Regions from separate parts of the Homo sapiens genome. Here regions 1 and 2 are each linked to region 3. A link is a contact called in ENCODE Hi-C or POLR2A ChIA-PET data. All regions are on one chromosome and are shown on one strand. Each heading gives the region's core, a stretch centred on a gene start or an enhancer-like site at or near the end of the contact. The rest is flanking DNA. Distances are from core to core; before and after follow the strand shown.

The links. A loop is a pair of places that touch in the nucleus more often than their neighbours do. ChIA-PET counts read pairs that join two places held with the same protein, here RNA polymerase II (POLR2A). Pooled maps may share reads with other maps.
Region 1: a loop to region 3 is called in a map of sigmoid colon, with 2.2 times the contacts of the local background. The contact joins two enhancer-like sites. A Hi-C loop is called at or near these places in 2 of 168 maps with a recorded cell type or tissue (IMR-90 and sigmoid colon) and 1 of 50 pooled maps. POLR2A ChIA-PET finds 5 or more read pairs at or near these places in 1 of 52 experiments (OCI-LY7).
Region 2: a loop to region 3 is called in a map of chondrocyte, with 2.3 times the contacts of the local background. The contact joins two enhancer-like sites. A Hi-C loop is called at or near these places in 1 of 168 maps with a recorded cell type or tissue (chondrocyte) and 1 of 50 pooled maps. POLR2A ChIA-PET finds 5 or more read pairs at or near these places in 2 of 52 experiments (CD8-positive, alpha-beta T cell and activated CD4-positive, alpha-beta T cell).

Annotation. Positions count from the first base shown.
Region 1 is chr3:71,133,648-71,138,657 of GRCh38, forward strand. The region is part of intron 6 of FOXP1 (forkhead box P1); the gene reads right to left. Among named protein-coding and RNA genes, the nearest start is that of FOXP1-AS1, 150 kb to the right of the region's middle. Within about 2 kb of position 1,889, at least 2 of the 41 ENCODE cell types and tissues checked have a DNase peak (open chromatin) inside an H3K27ac peak, as active enhancers do.
Region 2 is chr3:70,981,232-70,986,020 of GRCh38, forward strand. All of the region lies in intron 14 of FOXP1 (forkhead box P1), which reads right to left. Among named protein-coding and RNA genes, the nearest start is that of FOXP1-AS1, 310 kb to the right of the region's middle. RefSeq lists an enhancer at 4,007-4,789. Within about 2 kb of position 1,685, at least 23 of the 41 ENCODE cell types and tissues checked have a DNase peak (open chromatin) inside an H3K27ac peak, as active enhancers do.
Region 3 is chr3:71,656,127-71,660,725 of GRCh38, forward strand. It overlaps a transcript of EIF4E3 not described here. Among named protein-coding and RNA genes, the nearest start is that of EIF4E3, 67 kb to the right of the region's middle. Within about 2 kb of position 2,130, at least 15 of the 41 ENCODE cell types and tissues checked have a DNase peak (open chromatin) inside an H3K27ac peak, as active enhancers do.

The sequences.
Region 1 (5,010 bases), core at 639-3,138, 520 kb before region 3:
GTGACCTCTTAATGTAGTCCTCCTCTAAATAAAAAAAAAAAGGACACACAACAAAATACAATTTCATGTTCTAAAAGGCAACATCCTAAATACCAAGGTTATTTGCTTGACTCTTGGAGTTGAGTACACGTTACATTGCACCTGACATTTTATACCCGAAAGTCTACCCCGAATATGTGTGTGTGTGATGTTTTTTTTTCACTTTAAAACAAAAAAACACTTTATATGTCAGTCACCTCACAAACAGATTATGACTCTATAGTATTTCCTAGTAAGTGCATTCATTTAAATTTTAAATTGAATATTTTTCACAGCTGTAATACTCCTTGTCCCTTAAACGGGAAGGCTTGGGTGTCTCCTTGTTTATTCCTTTGCCTATTCTGTCCCCACCCCCATTTATGGAATTCTTGACCCTTGTCCATTTCTTGATTGCAGCTGAAGTTGAGCCCAAACCCGCTCACACTGGTGCTTCAGACATTTGTCTAAAGGCTTTCAGTATCTTGTTTCTTTGTTGCTGTGTGGGACTGTGGTCTGCTTCTACCTAGACAGACTAAGGTGGCCGTTAGAGCAGCCAAAATAATTATTCAAAAACGGTGGCTATTCTCCTTGATATTTTTACAATTTCGAATGGACACCAAGGTTTAATGATGGCTCCCCAGGGCCCTCTCTTAACAGGGCACAAATGTAACCAAGGCTGGACAAGAAATACATGATAGCAAGGCCAAGAGAAAAATACAGCAGCACCTCCAAGGTATCATTAACAAAAGGAAACCCACAAAGATTAGGGGAAGTGTTAGATAGGTATTGAGATAGGTAGGTAGGTAGATAGACAGATAGCTCAAGGATCCAAATGTATAGGAGCATTTCATATATAGCCAAGGAAATACTGCCAAACAGAAAATGAAAATGAAACATATACTACAGTAGGAAAAAATACAGCGAAACAATGGAATTATTTTAAGGTTAAGCTGGGCAATTAAAGCCAAAGATACACCTTGTAAATGAGAACAGAGAAGCACGAAATAGCCCATACAGCTGGGAGTATTGTCTAACTGCTGCTCTGCCAAGTTATGCTGTATATTAACTTCTGATGATGAAATACAAAATGCAGCAGAAAGGGGGGAAAAGCCCTCTTAAAGCTATGAAAACTTTAACTATATAAGCTAAGTAATAAATATAGGCACTTCTTTTCCTGGACTATTTGTACCCCCCAACACTGAAAGACAAAATAATGAAACAAAAATAACTGCATAGAACTTCCCTTTGAATCACAGCCACCTCACATACATTTCTAGACAATCCTACCTTCTTCTAAAAGTTATAATCCCCGGCCAGGCACGGTGGCTCACGCCTGTAATCCCAGCACTTTGGGAGGCCGAGGTGGGCGGATCACGAGGTCAAAAGAGATCGAGACCATCCTGGCCAACACGGTGAAACCCCATCTCTACCAAAAATACAAAAATTAGCTGGGCGCGGTGATGCGTGCCTGTTGTCCCAGCTGCTCGGGAGGCTAAGGCAGGAGAATTGCTTGAACCCAGGAGGTGGAGGTTGCAGTGAGCCAAGATCGCACCACTGCACTTCAGCCCGGCAACAGTGAGCCTCCGTCTCAAAAAAAAAAAAAAAAAAAAAAAGTTATAATCCCCTATTAAGAAGAAATGTCCTTCCCTCTGAAAAAGGAGGGGGGACCAAAAGGAGGGGAGACCAATATCCATTTGTACATGTAAAGATTAAGTATAAACCAGTCCAAGCCAGTGAGAGGAACACAGAGGAAAAAAGTAAACAGGCCCCTACCCCCTACTCCCAAAATAGTTCCCCTTTGAAAGTTCTAAGCGGTGAGTGCCTGGTACCGAGGGCTGCCCTGTTCCTTGGAGGGGTCAGCAAAGCTATGCTAAACTGACAGGTTCAGTTTACAGCAGGCCAGAACTTTGTTTGGATATACTGGCCTTGTTCACCGCCAGCTTAACAACAGATGGCTAGAAAACTTTCATTATGTTGCACAGGACTGAACTGCAAACAACCCAGAAAACTGTGAAAAGTTTAACTCCCTCTGAACCAATGTGCCAAACCAGGGCCTGCCCAGAGCCAGTGAACCAGCTTAAGGCCAAGGGGACTGTGGAAGTGATGGTTAAAATAACACTGCCCAAGTCAAGTCAAAGCACCTTTCCAGGCTCCAAAACGGCAGCGACCCACCCAAATCTTTATTTAACTCTTCAAGGGCCAGGCCATATAAGGAGTTGCATCGACTATGCCTTCTTTACTTTTCCAAAATGTACTGTCAGACTTTCCCTCCCTTTGGAGAAAGAAAATCTTCCTTCAGACAGTTCCCAATCCCCAAGCTCCCGTTCTGCCTTTCCTTCTCCTGGAAGTTGGGAGCGCAGGACCAAATTGTCTCACCCTAACACCCAGAGTTAAATATGATTTATCTAAATCTGTTTATAATTTAAATATTCATTAAGTAGATTCAATCACATGAACCCTAATATCTCCTAATGCTCTGAGACAGGTTATAAATGCACCTTTGAAGGTTTAATTCAATTGGCAATCTGAGAAGTCTTATCACTGGAAATGTGTTATTTTCATATTATTCAAGAAATGAACAAATGTGTTTTCCACAAATGTATTTTAGAAGCTACCCTTTCCTGTTATTGAAAGAAAATTGTGTTTATTACTCCTTTAGCATAGTGTAAACTCATAAACGTCAACAGAGAGTACAAGGAAAACTGTCAACTAAATATTGTTTCCTTCATGAGCTGTTCTTCCAAGTCAATTACGCCTTTCAACTTCTGGGGCATTGTATGATAAACTGGCAGTAAAAATCATTCACATTAATATACCATGGTGCCTTGCCTGCAAAAGGTAATTAAAGAAGTAAATGACTCATAAGAATAGACATATTAGCTGCAAAATGAAAGGCAACTGAGCTGCCACATAAAAATATGTACCATTAAGATACTGCATTTTCATATTCCTGTAATCAGCTTCAGTAGACTAATGCTTATTTAATCCAGTTCTGTGCTAAGTCCATCAACAACTGTTTTTTGCTGTTTTCTCCTTGACTGAACATTATGAGAGCAGGTTTAGAATAAACACTGCAGTGAGATTTTTGCATACGCAATTGAAGAACAGGTTTTTACATTTTAAAATCTATTTTTCTTTCTCTGAGAAATACAACAAAAAAAAAAGATTACTGGTGGAAAAAAGTATATATGTACATGGCTATCTAGACATGTCCCTTTAAATGGCAGAACATTTCAGTGAAATATTTGTTTCCATATTCACTATTTCTGACCTGTACCACTATCAGCATAAGGATGTCATGCCTCCACTTGCCAGATCTCAGCTTCCTTTATGAAGCACTCCCTTTTGTTAATAATGTCTTCCATTAGCATTAGCAGGATGAGGGCAATTTATCCTTTGGCAGGGATGGAAAGAGAAGGCAAGATATGAGGAGGGGGTTAGTGTAGTGGGTGGTGGGAGAGTATCTCAGACACGCCTAGCGGCCTCTGAGTTCTTTTCCTTCCAGGGTGTTAGCTACCTGACTGGATAAACCTTCTCAAAGAGAAGTGAATTGACCCTCAAAATAACTGCTCTATTTTCCAATCTCTGGCTTTCAAACTGACACTTTGCTCTCTTCTCCATATCCCTTTATATTTCAGCACATCCTTGCCAGCCCAGCCAAGGCACAGCAAAACATCCTCGCCAGCCCAGCCAAGGCACAGCAAAACATCCTCCATACGGTCTGAGATTTTTCACTTCACTTGCTCACTTCTCTGCTGCGGGAAGCTTAATCTTAACCAGTGAGATGGGTCCACCATTTGTACTATTAATATTTTGGGGAACATTAGATGCATGAGGTTTCCTGGAGGCTGGAGAAATGCCTGTTCTGATTGTGGAAATCAGGGCTCTTTGTTGATAACTGATGCAGCCTAAAGCTTTTGTGGCTCCAGTTTGGGAGTTTTAGCTTTCAAAGCTCATGCAGCTCCTCCGATGTCCAATGCCAGCAGTGAAAATCAGCCTAAGGTATCTGGTCTTCTATCATGTTTGTCAACAATTCGCCCACCTTCAATAACATCCGAATGCATCTGGATGGTGCCCACTAACCTACCAAAAAATCCAAAAGATAATTCTATTTATTTATTTATTTATTATTATTTTTTTTTTTTGGTGCAAGACCATGGGCTTTCAATAAAGGTAAAGTTCTAGATTTCTATACAAGTTGTGCCTTCTCCCCTTCCCTCCTCCTGTGAATACAGAAATCTCTTTGACTTTAAAACTGATGAGCACCCACCAGCCAGGCCCTCAAGGACAGTGCAGGATGTGAGAACGGCCTTACAAGGACCCTCCAAGATATATTTATCTTTTCACAGTTCTTGGAACTGTGGAGAGCCTCTCAGATTTAGGCTGGATCTCTCCTTGTAATGTATTATTGCCTGAGTGTTTGAGCAGACACCACAAGGAACCACAACTAATGAGCTCTAGTCCTTTTTCTAATTAAGGAACAAAGGTTCCTGTGTGCGCAGAATGGTGACGCTGTCTGGAGAACACACGTGGAGGAAGAAGCGAATGCTTCTAATTGCCTCAAAATGGGATTTTTAATATTTAGGAACGTAATGGGATCGGGAAATAAGAACACTTCCAACATCCTTTATAAATAAGCCTTTACAAAATATTGTTAGCTGTTAATAATACATCATTATCAAAAATGGAAAGTCATGAATACAGTGCATGTAACCTTTGTATTCACGTGAATTAACCTATATGTACGAATACAATGATACATGAATTAGTTTTTAAAAATACATTAAAAAAAATAAAAGGCCCTCCTCTGAAAAAGAAAGGCGAGAAGGCAGCTCCTCTGAGCCTGATATTCCTCAGACCTTAGCAGATTAGGATTCAAACATGTAATTAAGAAAGATAACCCCAGTTTTTATAGTAATTAGGGGCTGTGGGAAATAGGATACTATCTCTCAAAAGTGATACAAATATACCACACTTCTAAATAACCTGCAA
Region 2 (4,789 bases), core at 435-2,934, 680 kb before region 3:
ATAAAATCCCTCCAAGTTAGCACAATCCACAAAGGAAGAGATGAAGGTAGAATTTTCTGGAGGCTTTTGAACATTAGCAAGTGGGAATAAATACTGAGCCAGAAGAGAGCAGAGAGGGGGCTTACCAGGCTTGACAAATGACACCGTGATTCACACCCACTGCTGGGCTGTCTCTAATAAGCCACAGAGGAAGCAGCCAATCTCAGCTAATTACCAGATAAAAATGTATTGTAAGGACTCTAATTAGGAGACGCGGATGGAGGTGATCTAATGATTAAATGCTGCATTCGACTGACCCCACCATCAATGTGCAGTGGTGCAAGATGTCACTGGAATATTTTGTAGAAACAGTAATTTTATTTCGAGGAGGGGAGGCAGTAATATTTGTAATGATGGCTATGAGGTAAACTAATTAAAAGACAGTTCCTAGAGGAAGAGGGTGGCTGAGAGCAGCTGTGGCCATTCCAAAACCAAGTGCCAAGTCTCAATAGAGGAGCTGCAGTCAAGTGGAAAATTTCTGCCTGACCTCTGCCCTTGCTATTAATTTGCAGGAAAACTAATGACACATATACATATTCCCACAAAATTGTTCTAATTGCTAATTTGCCAAAGGAGCCCAGATTCCAAATTAAACATGACTAGCCCGTGAGGGAAGGAAGAAGAAAAAGCTGTACACTCCAAACACAGGGTGCTTTGCCACACAAAATCATTTGAAGGCTGAACCAACAAGTTAATGAAATGTCAACCTTGTCAACTGGTACAGAAGTTTCTTAACTTTTAAACTTCTGTTTGATGATCACATGCTTGTCTGGAGGAGAAACCATCTTCGAAAGGGAAGGTTGAGAGAGAAAGAATGGAGAAGAAAGACTCAAAGCAGGCTCTGTGTTCAAACCAAACCTGCTCTCTTAATTAAGGCCTCTTTGAAAAAAGAGTGCCCCCCCAAAAAAAATTAATTACAGACTTAGAACAGAAGAGCAAATGGGGAATGGTGTGTGTTTTTGCTGTAATCTTGAAATATTCATCTTAATTGTAAACTATTAAATCTTAATGTAATCATCAATTAGAAATGAAAGCATATGTGCTTTGTGTTTCTGATTGCAGTTCAGGTTTTAAAAGATAATTTTTTCTGGGGCATGGGGCAGGAAGGGAATGGACTGGGAGGGTTTCTTTTCCTGATGGAAAGCCTATTTTTCTTATTGTGTTCCTTTTCTATTTAAAAGAAGTTGCTATGTTTAGAAAAGTCAGTAACTCTGATATTTTCTACATGGCAAGTTTCCATCATGTGATGATTTCAGCAAAGATAATCTCTTTGAAACTCTGGCCAAAAGTTAAATTCTTATGTCATTTAAAATTGCTGTAGGGTTTTATTTTTTAAATTTATTTGTACTCTCAGGCATCAGCTTTTCTTTTAGCCATCGAAACTATTCAAACTTGGTTGGCTACCCACTATTCTGCTTAGTCCCTTTTTTTTTTTAATTAATTAATCTTTCTTTAGTTTTTAACAGTAATCTCCCCTCCTGTTTAAAGATGATGAGTCACTCACATTAAAAAAATAAACTGCTGATGTAAACCCCTGACAGAAACAGACTTGTAAGTATTCCCATAAGAACTCATTTTTATTTTTGTTTGTGCTCTTGCCTCACATGAAAACAGATTCTGAGAACAAAAGACAAACCTGAAACCCAAACACCAAGGGACACAACTGCGTAGTAGGGACTTTCGGGCTCACAGAACTTGTTTTTCTGCTCTTGTTTTACTGGCCTGAGCCAGCTCAAGTCCTGCTTTAACTGCATGGCAGTGTCATTTCTGGGCATGAATCACTGAGTTCAGAGACGGCCTTTCTGAGGCTGGAGGGACGTTACCAGGCCGTGCGGAGGGCAGGACAATGGGTGGCAGCCTTTGTTACAAGCCTTTCCTTTCCTTTCCTTTACCATCTCAGCCTGGCCCTGTTTTAGAGAAGCGAACTCGTGGAAGGTTATGACTTACTTAGAAGGTGGTGGTACTGGCAGGGATACTAAAAGCAAAAACAAAAAAATTCTAGTTGAAAGGTTGGTGGGGGTGGGGCACTTAATGAAAAACAGTATATAAAACAGCTTTTGTGTATTGTGCCTAAGAATCCCTTTTTATGACTGCTTAATATTATTTCTCCAACTCTAAAGCAAGGACCCAGGCAGCCCAAATGATCCTTGAAGAGTTAAAAGACCCTTTCTTTTCGGGGGGGCACTTTGTTTTTATAGGAGCTAAAAACTCTTTCAAAACAGTCCTAATGGCTATGGTTAGAGGAAAAGAAAATGTATAAAAATGAAAATCTAATACTATATTTCATTACAAATATCCAAGTTCCTGTAAGTGCTTTATAAGATTTTCGTCAAGAAGAATATACCACCTACACTGTAATTACGTGCCCACCAAATCTAAAAGAATGTGGTTTCTCCAGGAGCAGAAGTTGTTCTCTGATGTGCAGGAATACCCTAAAGCAAAGCGTTCTTCTCATGTACTCAGTATTATAAAATACGATTTACAGTGTTTTCCTGACATAATGACAGAGTGTGAAAAGTCTTTTTAAGAAATCCGTAGTAATTTAATAAAGTCATCATATCACAGACATGTTTCTTTTTGTTTTTGTTTTGTCCTCTTAGTTTTTCACTCCCTCCCCCAAATGAAGTATCTTGGCAAATTCTCCACAGAGTAAGCACGGAGAAATTAACCTCCAAGCAAGACATTTGGGTGTTTACTTTGAGAATGTTTACTGAGTCTGGAACAAAAGAATATCAATCATTTTCATTAGGGCAGTTTACTATTGTTTGTTTTTGCTTTTCTTTCCATAGAAAAGAATAGAATCTTTTAAAATAACAAGAAATGTGGCCATTCTAAATGTAAGAACTGCTTTTCGGCTCTATGTACCTGAGAGCTAGAGCTTAGGGCTGCTCTGGTCAACTTACACATACTACATACGTCCACGCAGGGTCCAGTCTTTATAAAATTAAAAGTTTGAAAAGCTTGTCTTAACTGATGTTGGCTATTCCTTTTCTTCCTCTACACTGATACTCACCAATCAGAGGGACCGATCTGGGCACCCACTCTTAACCTAAGGAAAGGTTCACAAGGCTGACCTCTTACCATTTCTTCCTGCTCATCTTGTAGGTTTCAGCTTAGACATCATTTCTCCCAGCAATCTCCCCTGACTTTACCATTCTGGGTCAGCTGTTCTACTTACAGGTAGTGCAATTCACGGAAAGTGAGACTGTGTGAGTATGTATGTAGTTTATCTGTTATTTCTTTTACCAGACTCTGAACACCTCCATGGCAGGGATGGGCCTTGCTCATGTGACTGACTACTTGTCACGTATGTCACATGCTCAAGAAATATTTGTTGATGGAATAGTTTGATTTTAAATGCAGAAATTCCCTTTCCATAACCAACCTGCACCTTGAGTCTTTGGTTTTGTTCTGAAAGGAAGATTTTACTTAGGTTTAAAGAGATGTGATAGCAAGCAGGAAGAAAGGCCGTCGAAGGAGTCTGAGGGATGGGAAGCCCGTGAGCTCCTGCCCCAGTTCACCCATAAGCTTTCTTCCTCAGATCCATGTCCAAAAACTTGGGCACCTTCCCGAGATGAGCGTATCCTCTAACTATCCAAATCTGATGAGTCCCACAATAAGATCCAGAAAATGCGTCTATGAGCTGATGTAAAAACAATCTAAGAACGTTTTAGCAGTTTCTTTGATGCAATGAAATGAGGACTGGTTGGATGATTGGATACAGCAAATGACACTTAACACCCAAATGGCATTTAGTGAAAAGCAACATTTACAGCAAAGCATTCTATCACTTAGTGACTAAGAATTTTAAAATAAACACGAGGTTTCTTCTACACAGAAATGGAAAAAAGAAAAAGCTTCATGAACTTACTGGCAAGGTTGTAACATGAAAGTCCCCATCTATGGTTAGATTTGAATCCTGGTGACTGCCTGTTTCAAATTAAAGATTCTAGAAGGATACTCATTCAAACAAACGCCATGCATTCTATTATTTAGGGCGGAATAAATTAATTACAGACTGCAGGGAATATTTTGCACATGAGAATCAGTCACCAGATAGCTCTGGGCCCTTAAAGTTGAAAGCATCAAGGGTTTGCTGTATGTGTGTGCCCTTTTTTTTTTCTTTTTGGCAAAGAAGTGAAAATTTATGCAAAACATTACACGTCTACCTTTTATAATTAATTTCCCAATGCCTCACCTATACATATTTTAATAATTCCTGATTTATAAGATGGTATCTTTAATAAAATTTTCTATTTTCCAATAAATGAAAAGAAGGCAGGTTCACTCCGACAACAGAGTGTCACACAATATCTGCTTGTCAGGCACCAATTTTTACTTCTTACATGTAAGTTAAAGGATAAGGAATTTATAATGCTGCCTGTGAAGGGAACCACTTTTCATACACAAATGTGATCTTTTTTTTTTTCAAAGGGTAATACAACAGTACATTTACATAAACTAATCCAAACAATCTATGTATTTGACAATGGCAAACCTCACACAGACGGCCTATTGTTGGTTTACATCTTGGAGTTCTTTATATTGGCTTGTAGCGCTGCTCTAGCTGTCAAAGGTTTGACTTGGACTCTAAATAAATGGTTATAGAAGTGCTGTGCAGCGATATTGGACTTCTTTGCAAAAGAAAACCTGCTGTGTATGAATTCAAAAGCTATTAATTTTTCAGTCAAAAATATTCGTGCCGATTTCTTCTAATAAAGAAATACTGTGCTGAGCTACTAAGAGATAA
Region 3 (4,599 bases), core at 880-3,379:
ATTGCCCAGGCTGGTCTCAAACTCCTTGGCCTCCCAAAGTGCTGGGATTACAGGTGTGAGCCACGGTACCCGGCCTAAATATTTTAACCTATGTTGCTTCATTTCAACCTCACAACAACCAAAAATCTTTTACATTTTACTGTGGAATAATCACCTGGTTATTATTATTATTATTATTATTATTATTATTATTATTATTATTATTATTTTTTAGACAGAGTCTTCCTCAGTTGCCCAGGCTGGAGTGCAGTGGCGCGATCTCCGCTCACTGCAAGCTCCGCCTCCCGAGTTCACGCCATTCTCCTGCCTCAGCCTCCTGAGTAGCTGGGACTACAGGCGCCCGCCACCACGCCCGGCTAATTTTTTTCTTGTATTTTTAGTAGAGACGGGGTTTCACTGTGTTAGCCAGGATGGTCTCCATCTCCTGACCTCATGATCCACCCACTTCGGCCTCCCAAAGTGCTGGGATTACAGGCGTGAGCCACCGCGCCCGGCCAATCACCTGGTTATTATTGGTTGAGAAAGGTTACCAGCTTGTCCAGGGTCACCCAGCCAACTAGAGCCCAAGCCCCAGCTACCCCTTAGATGCTGCTGGGTCCACTGTGATTCCGATTAAGAAATGCTGCCTTCCTTGTTACTCATTTATCTCAATACCAAGATGGAGGGAATGTTTTGAGAATGGCTGAGGCCATGAGCATTTTTCAGGGATGGTTACATTTTCGTAGCCAAAATACCATTTAAAGGAATCAGAAAAAAAGCTTTGCCTTCACATTTTTAAAAATTTCTTTTCTTTTTCTTTTTCTTTTTTGAGACAGAGTCTTGCTCTGTCACCCAGGCTGGAGTGCAGTGGTGTAATCTCAGCTCACTGTAGCCTCGACCTCCTGGGCTCAGGTGATCCACCCACCTCAGCCTCGTGGGTAGCTGGGACTACTCAGCTATAGGCGCACACCATCACACTTGGCTAATTTTTATATTTTTTATAGAGACAAGGTCTCACCATGTTGCCTAAGCTGTTCTTGAACTCCCGGGCTCAAGCCATCCTCCCACCTTGGCCTCCCAAAGTGCTGGGATTACAGGTATGAGCAACTGCACCCAGCCTTAAATTTCTTAAATAACTCTCTTCAGTCTCCTGGAAAGCATGGCCAAGGGTCAGATGCTTAGTTCCAAGCTGCTCTCCACAGGCTCTCCTGTTAACGGACTCATTTGGTCTACACGCTACCTAAAATGCTTAAAAGGAAAATTTAGAAATGAACTTAATATTTGGTGACATCCATACATGAGTTATAATGCTAATTCTAAAATAAGCTATTTATACTGATTTACTTTTCACTGATATCCATTTAAATATACATAATATCCCTAAACATACAGGAAATTAATAACTTTAATTAGCATGTATTCTCTACTTGGAAAAAATCTTCATTCATTTTGCCACTCTATTGAGCTTGCTTGGAATCAAAACAAACTTTCTCATTTTCCTGATTGCCTTTAATTCTCAGGAAACTCAGACTTTCCCAGCTAAAAGAAAACCCTGGTATTACAGGGTACCCCCCCACCACATACCCACACACAGAGGTGTTAACTGGGCCAGGCATAAAGATCTTGAAAACTGATACAATTCCAGGCTCTCTGCTCCATGTGGTTTGAATGTCAGTTGAAAGAAATCAATTTTCTAAAAATTACAATAAAGCATGCATTGAGTTATCAATGTTCACTTTCTATGGGGTCATTTTCAAGTTAATCACCTAAAATTTTTAAAGTCCCCGCTTTATGATGCTCAGAAAGCTGCAAAGGCGGAAACATATCTCTCCTCTTAGTTTCACATCCTCTTGTGTCCCCATTTTTTTCCCACTGTCATGCCATGGAGTGTCGTGGGATTGTGAGTGTGTTTGTGTGTTCTCTGCTTATTCTTTGTACTTCGATTGAACACCACCTTAGATCATCGTTGACAAGAGAGTAAAGGTTATCATTAGCATGTTGAATAATGGATGGGGTCCATTGTATTTTCTTGTTTAGGAAAATAAATCATCCTGAAAACTTGTATTATGTTCTATGTGAAATGGAAGCACATCAGCACTTGTTATGTTTTCCTCTCCTGAGTCGGTTTGGCAGGGCGCCTGAGGCTGGAAAGAACAGCCAGGGGTTGCCAAGCAAGGGCTGGCTTGATTCCGTGCCCGTTCCTCTAGGGGATGTAAACATCCTGCCCTGGAATACTTCACCAACCTGCAGCTAGAAAACTACTGTGTACAACCGGGCAACTGGGAGAATTGGAAACTGTGAGTCACAGCACCCACAAGGCCCTGCTGGGTAACGAGGAGGTCAGGTGTTGAAGCTTCCTCCGCCCCACCCCAGCCCCCAGAATGAGGATGGCACTCAATTCAGCAGAGAGACATACAGGAATCAAGTGTAGGGGAAGGGCAAAGGAGTCTAGGATTTCCTGAGGACCTACCATCCACATGCCAGATACTGTTGGGCACCTTCATGCACATTCACTCGTGTCAAATGGAGCAGGACTGCTCAGCGGTTAAGGCTACAGGTGTCTAGAGTGAGACACACCTGAGACCCACCACTCACTGATTGGGCCGTCTTGGGCAATTTGCTTAATCTCTCTAATTCTCAATATATGATCAGCCAAATGGAGATGGACCAGTTAAAATACTGAAATCCCTTCACATCACAAGGGTAGGAGCAGTTGCCCTGAGTCCTGAGAGCACACACACTCCCACTGCACTGGTGGAACAAGCTCGTTCCTGGAAACCCCCCAGTGATGCAGGAGAGTAAGGGAGACTCAAGCCCGAAAGAGCCTTGAAGGCCTGTCTAGAGGCAAGGGCTGGTTTGCTGTCATTGACTGTTACCCACATCACACCAGTCGCTAGCCAGCTTTACAGGGCTGTCATAGCCACAGAGGTGGGGTCTACAAAGACTATCATGTGACAGGCCTGAAATACATGATAATAATAGTTATGCCCATTATATAGACAGGGAAAGCTAGGCTAAACGAGGTTAAACAACAGGGCTAAAGCCATGTATGGAACCAAGATATGAATCAAGGCGAGTTGGACTCGCAAGCTTGCGCCTCTCAACCCTGATGTATGATTGGAGAATCATAAGTGCCCATTTAATGACAGCATAAAGGAGCTTCCCTCCTAGAAAGAGCCATGGCATCAAGTGGATTTCAGATGTCCATGCTCATCTAAATGTCGCTCTTGAGGATTCGTGTAAAAGGCAGGCATGGACCCAGTTGCTACATGTTTTAATTATGGCATCAGACTTATTACATGGAAACTGCTTTTCTCAAATCTGAATAGAACATACTGGTCTCAGCCATGGCATCAACTGTGACAGGGGCACAGATCGTCTTCTTGACAGGATGTGATTCTTATGTTTGGGCACTCTGAATGGGCCATGAGTTGAGCCTCTGTTGTTCTGTGTGAACTCTGAGGATAGGGGTGGAAGGAGAAAGCGTGTCAAGATCTAATTCCATATTGAGAATAACATTATTACTTTAAAACTTTTATCAGGGTAGAATACTGCCAGGATATATTAAAAACAATAAAGGTTCACCAATTAGAAATGTAATTCTCACACTGTGGTCACAACACAGTTCCTATACCCACAGTCTTCTGATTCCACATCCTGCTTCTCCATCAGGTATTAATATTTGAGTACGAGATAGTCACCTGGGGGCAGGAGGGTGCTTTCATGAGAACAGAACATAAGGCAGTTAAGTTTTGTTAAGAAAGCGGGGAAGAGGCAGGTACATTACTGGGAGGAGGCCAAAGTGTAGATTATTCTAGAAGTAATCTAGGACTTTGCTATTCAGCCTGTGGTTCACAGACCAACAGCATGGGTGTTGCCTGGGAGCCTGACAGATGTCAGAATCTGAGGCCCACTCCTGGCCTAAGGATCAGAGTCTGTATTTTAATCAAATGCCCAGGCAGTCAGTATGTATGCTCATTGCTGCTGGAGAAGCTCTGCTCTAGGGGGCCCAGCCTCTGCTCACACTCAGTGGGTAGGACTTGGTGGGGGTGGTGTGAGCAGAAAATGAAGCTGTAAGAGATGGGAAGGTACCCAAGTGTTTGCCTAAGAGGTTATCCTGTCTGAATCGGCTGGAGGGAAAAAAAATTCTGTTCTCCGATGATGAGCAGGCTGCGGCTGCAGTTGCACACAGCGTGATGACCATCTGTGTATAAAAAGTGAAGCTGAAAAAAAAAAGAAAGAAAGAAAGCCAAGAAAAGAAACACTGTGCAGGAGTGCAGAATTGCTACAGAGGCTAAGCATGGCCAGGTGTTTAAGCAGGAAAGCCAGTCTTGAAGATCAAAGGCAAGTCGATTGTAAAAGAGAACATCTTGCCCACCAAACCCGGGCCCTCTGAATGGAGAGAGAGCGACATCTGAATAGACCAGATGTTAGCAGCCGAGGGATCCTTAGAGCCTAGAATAAACTCACCTAAATAGCTCTGTGGCATCAAAACCTCATTATCTGCCAGGCCCACCGCTAAATACAAACACAGGTTCTATCAGCTGATGTGAAAGAAGTCCTTCCAGGCACCCAGCTGAGGCAGTAGGAATTTTCAGTCTCTGTTGTAAATGGGCAGTA